Regions from separate parts of the Homo sapiens genome. Here all the other regions are linked to region 2. Evidence: chromatin contacts called from ENCODE Hi-C or POLR2A ChIA-PET data. All regions are on one chromosome and are shown on one strand. The core of a region is the stretch at or near the end of the contact, and the rest is flanking DNA. Distances in the headings are between cores, read along the strand shown.

Region 1 (3,218 bases), core at 633-3,132, 230 kb after region 2:
GTAACACAAGTGCCAAGCACACTGTGAATAGTCAAGAGAAGACAGTGGAATGTGTGAACTACGTCATGTACATGACATCAATCTATTGTGAGAGGCGTTCTCTTTGGATGATAAAAACAATCTTATAGGGTGATGGTTTTATTTCATGTACTGGTTTTATTTCATTTATTGTGGCTTAAACTAAGGGTATTTGAATTTCAAAACACCAGTTGGTGCAGCTTTCTTCAAATTCTTTTACAGCAACCCATTGAAACCTTAGACTGTCTAGGAAAACAAATATAATTTATGTTTGTTTCCAATCATAATATAGACAAACCTGATATTCTTGTTAAGGGAAGTTAGGTTGTTTGACTTTGTTGGGTGTATTGTTTGGCAATAAAATGGTGCTCAAATACTTTTAAAGTACATATAATTTGTTTTCAATTATAAGTAAAGTTGGCTCACCTTAGATGGGCTTCAGCTATACCTTTGTAAGTGGTGGACATTTCTGCAGGGGGAGGTAAATAGTGGCAATTTGGAATAGAAAGTTTGTGTTAGTTATCTATAGCTGCACAAAAACTTGCCAAAAATGTGTCAGTCTGGTATTTGTCTTTCACACTGTTTCTGAGGGTCAGGAATCTGGGAGCAGCTTAACTAACTTGTTCTGGCTCAGGGTCTTCCATGAAGTGGCAGTCGAACTGTTAGGTCGTCCACTGGGCTGCCCAACTGTCCATGAGACTGGCCACTGGCTTCCACCAGAGCAAGTGATCCAAGGGAAAGCAAGACAGGACCAAATGACATCCATAATCTCTCTTCCAGAGTGGTATCTACCACTCCTCCTGCACTCTACTGGTTACACACCAACCCTGATACAGTGTGGGAGGGGACCATATTAGAGTGTGAGTATTGGAAGCCAGAAATCGCTGGAGACTATTTTAGAGGCTGGCTATCACAGGGTAGGTGGGTACTGGCATATTCCTGAGTTCCGCTGAATCCTCTGCAAAAGAGGGGCAATTTCCAAAGTTTGTCTTCTCAGAAGCCCCACACAGCAATTTGAAGGCACGGAAGACCATACTCTGGTCAATTTCCAAGCCCTGTCAATGTATCTATAGTAGATACTGAATTGGGGGTGACAAGCTTGAAAGAACAAGCATCTACATAAATGAGACCATGTGAAGTGGCCCTACTTACTACACTCTTATTGCCATGTTAAGTGGCACCAGATTGAGGGTACAGGTTGTCTTAGAGAAAGATAAGCAGAAAACAGTATGGTATGACGGATCACCAAGCAGTGGGGAGTGCATTCCAGACTCTATACTGTGAATTTAGGGTTTCGTGCCAGTTTGCAAAGCTTCCTGAAGGTAGCGGGGAAGGCTTGGTGGAGAACTGAATAAAGAGATGACATGGAGAGGTGAAAGGGCCTGAGGGGAGGGTGGAAGCCCTGAGAAACGCAGGAAAGGGCAAGAGGCTGGTTCAGCAGCCTCACAGGCTGGGGTGAGGCTGGCTTCTACTTTCAGGGAAAGGCATAAAGGCTCCCACTCACCTTTTACATCAGGAAGATGAGGGAAAAAGAGTTATCAGTAGAGGAGAAGCCAAAGGTGTGGGCATTTATCAGACACCCACCTTATGCAATGCACTTTCCGTGGGTTTCGATTAACTCCCCACATGACTGGGAGAGGAGAGTGTGGTATTCTCTTCTTTACAGAAGCAAGTCTTGAACCCAGGATCATTTGCATCCAAATCACACACTATTTTCACAAAACATCATTGCTGTTGGGTGCCTCAGCTGGAACCTGTGAAAAACAGACGGGACTCCCTGGTGACTCAGAATGAGAGGAGGGAAGGAGGACACTGTGTAGTCAGCATATGGCCATGGGTAAACTTCCTCCTTTCTGTTCACAGTCCTAGGAGGCAGACTTTGACCCTCATAAAGGCACAGCTGTCCACAATCTTTGCCCGGCCTCTAGTTCTCCAGACAAACCCAGCATAGACCAGATTCAGGGTGTGCTGTGGGAGCCAGGGAGAGGTGCTCCCGTTTCAAAATGGTAGTGTTTGCTCTATGTTACTTTAAGTTTAAAAAGTGATTTCTCTTTTGGAGACGAGAGTGGCAGTTTAAAGAAGACAGAATAATTATGTAGGCAAGAATGTGAAAGGAAGGACCAAATCACAGTGTGGAAAATAAAACCAGAGTGACATTTGCTGCTTAGAGAGTGTAGTGTAGACAGCATGGACAGATAGGCTCAAATTCAGGCTCCACCTTGAAGTGGATTTGTGACTTAAAACAACAAATGTAAGCTCCAGGTCTTACCTGTGAAATGGGGTTGATGATGCCCACCTCTCTAGAACACTGTGTTAAAGGAGGTAACTTTAAATACTGCTATAGGTAGCATGTAGTAGGTGCTATATAAGTTGTAGTTATAAGTTGTAGTTCCTTTTTTTTTTGAGATGGAGTCTCACTCTTGTTGCCCAGGCTGGAGTGCAATGGCATGATCTCTGCTGACCGCAACCTCCACCTCCCGACCTCCCGTGTTCAAGTGATTCTCCTGCCTCAGCCTTCCGAGTAGCTGGGATTACAGGCGCCTGCCACCATGCCCGTCTATTTTTTTTTTTTTATTTTTAGTAGAGACCGGGTTTCAACATGTTGGCCAGGCTGGTCTCGAACTCCTGACCTCAAGTGATCCGCCTGCCTCGGAAGATTAATTTAAAATATTATCTTCTGCTTAGAGTGATGGCAAGCTGGAGGAATTGGGATAATGATGGTGTGTGGGATGGTGTGGGGGAGTGGATGTGGGACAAAATAAAGCTCAGGCAGAAGATGGGATTTCCTTATGGATCTGAAGATGCTTTGTAAAGAATGTGCCATGCACATTATCAGTGGGACCCACCTCATGCCATCAGTGTGTTTGTGGCAGAAGAAGGGAGGATGGAACACAAGGTTCCTAAAACCCAGCCAAATGCTTGTTCCTGCACCATATCATCTTGGGAATGTGGATGCCACATCTCTCTTTTGACATTTCTTGGTTATTTAAAGTTTAGCTGTAGCACAGCCTGCATATGTCTAATGCCTGGTGGGAGAAAGTGAATTAATTAAAGTCCCCTCATGCTGTTATTAATCAGCTTCTCTACAATTTTTATAGGAAGGCCAAGTCATCAAAGAGAAACCAAGACTTTCCTCCGTGGAGAGCTTGCATGGGGAAAGGAGAGAGACTCAATCCTCAGGAGAAAAGTTGAGGAGGTAG
Region 2 (3,396 bases), core at 719-3,218:
ATCCATTCAATCTTATTTATTACCTGATTTTATATTTACTGCTTTCTTTCACTAAAAACAAGGGCAGGAACTCGTTCTTTAACTGCTGTGCTCTGGAGGACTGAATGTATGGCATGATACAAACCATATTTTTCAAATAACATAACAACATGTGAATCATCTACAATTTAAAAAGAAACAATATCAAGATAGAAAAATTGTGGAGAGTAAGATGCAAAAGTAAAAGGGATTAGAAGGAAACACATCAAAATATTTATACAGATTATCTCTGGACGTTGAGATTGAAGATGATTTAATATTTTTTCATGGTATGTTTTACAGTTCCCAAATTCACCATAATGACCATTAATTTCACAGTTTGAAAATATTTAATGAATAAATACAATTTTAAAAGAAGAGTAATAGTGCCTTCTGTCAAAATCACAACTTTTTCTCCTGCACTTTTAGTAGGGGCTACTCAAAGTGAGATCTATGGACCAATGGAACCTTGGAACTTGGGTGAAATACAGAATCACAACCCACTATTAAGTCAGAATTTGAATTTTATCAAGATGCCTAGATAATTCATTTATACATTAACATTTGAGAATGTTTTAGGTTATTTGCAACTGATCATGTCATAACTGTATTGAGTTTGCTAATTACTATCAAGATGTAGTATTCAGCATTCTGTACAAATGAGTTAATATAATTTTAAATATCTTTGTGGCATTGAAATAACTTCCACACAATTTCAGTAAACTGCCTCATCATTTGGATGCAAATAATTCAGAAACACTAGGGTGAAACCTGCCCTGATATTTGCCTGTGCCCTAGCCCTTGCTGCTGGCTGTTTTAACCTCTGATTCAGTGGCTGTGAAGACACCCTGCCCTGTTTCCCTCACCCCACTGCCTCCATTAACTCATCCTTGCATTAACTACCAATGTTGCTTTTGCTCACCTGCTCATCACGTGGATCTGCTCATCCACGTGGATCCACGTGGATCCTGTTCCATATAGTCAAATACACTGTCACTTCTGAGATTACTCAGAGATTTTTAAAAGCCTATTGATCACTTGGTGTTAGGTAGACAACAGTTGCTTTTCAGAGCAAAAAAATTTTCAGAGATTTATTTATTTCAATTATTGAACATTTGCCAGATAATTGATTCATAGGACAGTCCATGACCTTGAAGACCTCTTAATAAAATGGCAAGGGTGAGAGGGATGGGAGGCAGGCAACGTGTAGAAATATCACACAGTGAGCAGATGGGATATGTGCCTTTGACAAAACACAAGAAGGGAGCAATCATAGTGCCCAGGGAAAGCCAGGAAGGATTTGGGGAGAAGTGAAATTCTTCTGTCACCTTCTAACTCCTACTCAGATGAAGTTACTGCCATAGCAGATACATCTGTAGGCTGTACACATATCACTTTTGTCATCTTCCCTGGCAGACTGATAGTTCAATGATGGCACAGAGCACATCTCTCAGGCTCACAAAGGGAGTGCTTAATCTATCTATATTCGTTCAGTGAAGGGATCTGATCTGAATCTTAGAGAGAGAGTTGGACTTGGCCTTGAGGATGGGTGGATGTTCCTTGGGGCAGAGGATGTAGCCTGCACCAAGGCAAGAGGAATAGAACACCACAGTGTGCTTTAATTGGCATCAGCACACCGTCTCCAAACTGCCTATCAGTGGATCAGGGAGATATTTCCATTTTGAAAAGGCCTGTCTGCCAAACTTGGGGGCTACAGAGAATAAAACCTTTTGACCAGCTACCGGTGACAGATTTAAAGTTAAACCACCAGCCACAGGCACATATCAGAATATGGTTCCCCCTTTCAAAGGAAGGGCTGTGATTATGCAAGCCTGCCCAGGAATCCCCAGCCTGTGCTTTATTTATGGCTGGCCCCTTCAAAGCAGAGTGCAAACGTGCTCGGAATGAGCAGGCAGGCAGCACAGCTTTGCAGCCTGGGTACCTAGAGCTTCTAGAAAAGGAAGCAGAGTTGGAGGGCTGCCAAGCCAGTAAGCTGTCTGCAGCATGACCAGGAAGAGGAGAAGCTTGGCTTTTTTGTCTTCAGTGCCTCCTCATCATTTTCTCAATATCCTGTAGCATTTGAACAGGCTGCTGTTGGTTTTCGGCAGGGTGATGTGCATGGTGACATTTGTATTAGTGGCTTCCTGATGACTGCCTTTTGTTTACCAAACCATAACAAAAGGTGGAGCTACTCCAGAAAATTGAAAGTCTATGGGTACCAAGGGCAAAAACCCCATCAAATTTGGGATGCGTGTCCTTTGGCTGCTGGAAAGGGGCCTGTAACATAGCCCTTGGTCACCCACTTGCCCTGTGCTTGGGGCACTGTGCAGGTTTGGCTGGCAGAAGGGCTCTCCCTGTCAGTAAATACTGTGCTATAGGACACAGAAGCTGGAGGTGAGCAGGCCAAAGGGATGCCTGGAGGATCCTGAAATGCTGGTTTTAGAAACCTGCTTCTTAGTGAAGGTAGCCACTCCCTGGGGCTGTATCACCCTGCCCTGCAGCTCTTGAGGCATTGCCGGGCATGCACTCCATGTCACCCGAGAGAAGTTACACCTTCAGGTTCAGTAGAGGCCACTGCCCCAGAAGAAGGGTGTGGAAAGAATATTTGAGATGTGAGACTCTGAGCTGAACTCAGTATGACCTTGCATAGCCGTTTGCTTCAGTCCCAAACCAGCTTCCTTTAACCTCTAGTGAAAATGTTTCCCACATGTGTCAAGTAAGGCTTATCAGCAAAATCTGATGGGACTAAGATGTATAGGAACCAAGGTAGGGAGGAAGAACTTTCTCAATGACTCTTCACCCAGAGCAGAAACTACCTTTTCTCATTTCTCTTTAGTACACTGGAGTGGTTTGACTGTTCAAATATTTTTGGAGCTTGGCTCCAAAAATGCAGTCCCTGACCACAGGGAGCTGAATACAAAGGCTCCCTCTTAGAGAACATGTTTTATGTCCTCCTGAATGCTTTCACATATCTATAGTCCCCATGAAAAGACACAGCCCATCTTGTGAGGTGCCTGAGGTCCATGCTAGTTTCCTTTGATGCATGCAGACATGAAGGAAGCTAACAAGGGTCTTCCGTGCAAGGGACCCAGGACTCTGGACTCTGGGGCCTACTGCAGCACCATGGACACTTGTCTTCACCCCTTCATCACAGGCCTGCAATGGTACTGTCTCTGGTGGAGGAATAGACAGCCTAGTTTGGCAAATTTACTTTCTTCTACCTCTGAGACTTGTAACTCAGGCTTTTTGTGAGATCTTCAGTGCAATATCTTTCTTGGTTTAGTCTAAATATAGTTTTCAGTAGGCAGGAGAATAATGCTTAGAAAGCATACAACTTGCTGATGTCAGGGGGAGAGAGATCTATTTCTATTATATCAG
Region 3 (3,057 bases), core at 461-2,960, 150 kb after region 2:
ACATTCTTGAGGAAGAGTACTCCAGGCAAAGGAACCAACAGGAGCAACAGGTAAGGCATGTGTGGCGGGGCATGCACGGTGTGTGTGAGGAACAGCAACAAGGCCAATGTGGCTGAAGCGAAGTGAGCAAGGCAGGGCGAAACAAGGCAAACCACCAGAGGGGCAAAAAAGGAGCACATAAATTATACAGGAGCTTTTAGCTACTCCAGAGACTTTGGCTTTTGCTCTGGCTAATGGGAAACTGTCGGGGAGTTTTGAGAAGAGAAGTGCCATGATCTTACATTGTGAAGAGATCAGTATGCCTACTGTTAAGAGGCTACTTCTGTAATCCAGAGGAGAGATAATGGTGCCTTTGAGCATGGTGATATTTGTGGCAGTAGTGAGAAGTAGGTGGATCCTGGATATTTTTTAGTGTAAAATCAACAGGATTTGCAGATGGATGTGATGTGATGTGTAAGAGCGAGAGAAGAATCAAGAATGACACCCAAGTGTTTGGCTTGAGTGATGGAAAGTCTAGACTTGCCATTTGCTGAGATAAGAAACACATATTGGGAAAAACAGAGGTAGAGAGGAAGAAATCACACGTTCAATACTGGCTACGTTAAGTTCGATATCCTTATTTATCAGGTATCTAAACAGCGATGTTGAATAATGTCTTAGTTCACTTTGTGTTGATATAAATAACTACCTGAGACTGAATAACTTATACAGAAAACAGGTTTATTTGGCTGACAGTTCTGCAGACTGTACAAGAAGCATGGCACCAGCATCTGCTTCTGGTGAGGACCTCAGGAAGCCTCCAATCGTGGCAGAAGGGGAAGGGGAGTGGGCATTACATGGCAAGAGGAGGGAAGCAAGAGAGAGAGAGGGGCAGGTGCAAGGCTCTTTTTTAACAATCAGATCTCCCAGGAACCAACAGAGGGAGAACTAAGTTATTATGCAAGGACAAATGTTCATGAAAGATCCTGAATGTCCCAAATACCTGCCTCCAGGCCCCACCTCCAACATTGGGGAACAAATTATAACATAAAATTTAGAGGGTACAAATATTTAAAGTATATCAAAGAAAGAGTTTGCTTTAAGCATCATCTCTGTTCTGAATATATTACTTATAGCTGAGTGTTTCTGTAGTAATGAGACATTTGAATTGTTTCTTGGTGCAAACCATGTTTATGAACTTCTACAAGAAGTTCAGAACCTCAACACTGCTTTCAGGAAAAGCAAACTAGTAACAGTAAGATATCAGTTGTGTGCTTCTGATGTAGAAAAAGAGTCCCAAAATAGAGCTAACTCTGTCTAGAAAAGCTGCAAGAGGTTACCAAAGAGTAAAACCAAAGATTTTACTGCAGTGAGCTATTACACAGGCAGTGGTTTTAGGGTCTTCGCACTCTTCGGTGCTAAGTATAAATCGGTTTGATTTTCAAGCACAAGAGAAAACAATGTTTCTTGTGCCAGGTATGTATTTATGCACAAACTAGTTTGAAAGGCTTCAGCGTGAATGCCCAAATTACAATTGACCTCTGTTAGTCTCAGCAGTAGCACCAAGAAATGGAGCATAAGAAATGAAAAGAAAGAAATGTCAGGATACATTTGTAGCAACAGAGAAATGGCGGTGAGAAAATCTCAGGAAATACAAAGCTTACAGTAAAATTAAAAATCTAAATGCCTGCTGGAGAAAGGTGGTAATGTCAATGGGTAAAGCCAGCCTAGCACACACACAATAACAGGAAGTGGTGGGGACTGCGGTGACCTGCAGGGCAGGCACTGGTGGGAAGTGGGGAGGGCTGAAGCTACAAAAGGTGGGGGATGTTCTCCGTTGCCAAGTAGGACTAGGAGGAAGCACAGTGCAGACAGATTTTGCCTTATTTCCAGAAAAGCCAGAAATCTGGATATTTACATGAAATCTCCTGATTTTTAAATGTTGGCATTTAGTTCACATTTTCAAAAAACACTGTGGAAGCCAAACAAAACATATCTGCAGGCTGCTTTTGATCTGTAATTTCTAACTTTGCAACTTCTAACTTTGCCATTTACATACAAACAGTTTTAATTATTGAGTAAACTGAGCCATTAAATCCCTACATAGTTATGACAATGATTTCCCCTACACAGAAGAAACAGAAGAAACCATTTTTTTATGACCTGAAGCTTCTGTTGCAGTATGAAATCATGTTATTCAAATACTAGCAGAGGAAAAGCAAAATAATAGAATAAAAATAATTCCTTTCCTTTTCAGAATTTTTACAAATGAAAGTTGTCAACTTTTATTACTACTTTTGCATAAATCTTCTGAAAGTTAAGTCACCATTAAACTAAATATGATGTGGAATAAGGTAGAGTTACGCTCTGCTGCTTCTGAAATAGGTTGACATTTTATAAGATTCTCCTGGAATATTCCTCTGAAGGATGTTGGGTTTCAGAAATCATATAAGCTGATGGAAAACGACTGGTTCTGACTGAAATGAACAAGTGGAAGGAGAGATTTTCATTATGACTAAGGCTATTTCATAGTCTTTCCCAGTAACTCATTTTCTCCATCATTCTATCTGGAAATCTTCATTGAAAAGCAAGAATACCAGACAATTGGATAGATTTGAAGGAATGCTTAAACTCGATTCATTCTCATAGCCTAAGCAGGCCTCTGGACCATGCTTCAAGCACTGTGATTTGAGAGGAATCTGAGAAATGTTCTATCTTCCAGGGAAATTTCCTAAGAATCTTTTGCCCTGTGGTGGCTTTATTTCTACCTATACCTATAGATTTGGAGGAGAGAGGGTCTTCATTTTTCTCCTCTAAATTAATTGAGAGAATAGACATTCCTAGAGTGGGGGTAATATCTTAAAACCCTTACCAGCTAATGGTTAAGGCAGGAAAATGACTTTTTGTTCCCCCAGCAGGAGCAGGGAGCCAACAGGGCAAGACTATAAAGTAATGGCAGAAGCTCCGGAAGTCTGGAAACAGTATGAACTGGAAGTGTCAGAGTGTCACTCAATTCTGCCTAGAGCAAGAGTTCAGACAGCCTTCAAATCACTTTGGATAAACACAGGAGGCAGCCAG

Evidence for each region. A loop is a pair of places that touch in the nucleus more often than their neighbours do. ChIA-PET counts read pairs that join two places held with the same protein, here RNA polymerase II (POLR2A). Pooled maps may share reads with other maps.
Region 1: a map of PC-9 shows a loop between it and region 2 (3-fold over the local background). The contact joins two enhancer-like sites. A Hi-C loop is called at or near these places in 1 of 168 maps with a recorded cell type or tissue (PC-9) and 2 of 50 pooled maps. POLR2A ChIA-PET finds 5 or more read pairs at or near these places in 2 of 52 experiments (IMR-90 and activated CD4-positive, alpha-beta T cell).
Region 3: a map of CD4-positive, alpha-beta memory T cell shows a loop between it and region 2 (8-fold over the local background). The contact joins two enhancer-like sites. A Hi-C loop is called at or near these places in 4 of 168 maps with a recorded cell type or tissue (CD4-positive, alpha-beta T cell, CD4-positive, alpha-beta memory T cell, CD8-positive, alpha-beta T cell and 1 more), 1 of 37 single-sample maps with no recorded cell type and 10 of 50 pooled maps. POLR2A ChIA-PET finds 5 or more read pairs at or near these places in 8 of 52 experiments (CD4-positive, alpha-beta T cell, CD4-positive, alpha-beta memory T cell, CD8-positive, alpha-beta T cell and 5 more).

Annotation. Positions count from the first base shown.
Region 1 is chr12:67,708,914-67,712,131 of GRCh38, forward strand. It overlaps LINC02421 (long intergenic non-protein coding RNA 2421), which reads right to left. Exons shown (of 5, transcript NR_110063.1): 5 at 134-1,772. Among named protein-coding and RNA genes, the nearest start is that of LINC02421, 19 kb to the right of the region's middle. Within about 2 kb of position 1,883, at least 2 of the 41 ENCODE cell types and tissues checked have a DNase peak (open chromatin) inside an H3K27ac peak, as active enhancers do.
Region 2 is chr12:67,481,528-67,484,923 of GRCh38, forward strand. No RefSeq gene overlaps it. Among named protein-coding and RNA genes, the nearest start is that of LINC02408, 37 kb to the right of the region's middle. RefSeq lists enhancers at 2,268-2,317, 2,878-2,927, 3,148-3,327. Within about 2 kb of position 1,969, at least 10 of the 41 ENCODE cell types and tissues checked have a DNase peak (open chromatin) inside an H3K27ac peak, as active enhancers do.
Region 3 is chr12:67,629,186-67,632,242 of GRCh38, forward strand. No RefSeq gene overlaps it. Among named protein-coding and RNA genes, the nearest start is that of DYRK2, 18 kb to the right of the region's middle. Within about 2 kb of position 1,711, at least 4 of the 41 ENCODE cell types and tissues checked have a DNase peak (open chromatin) inside an H3K27ac peak, as active enhancers do.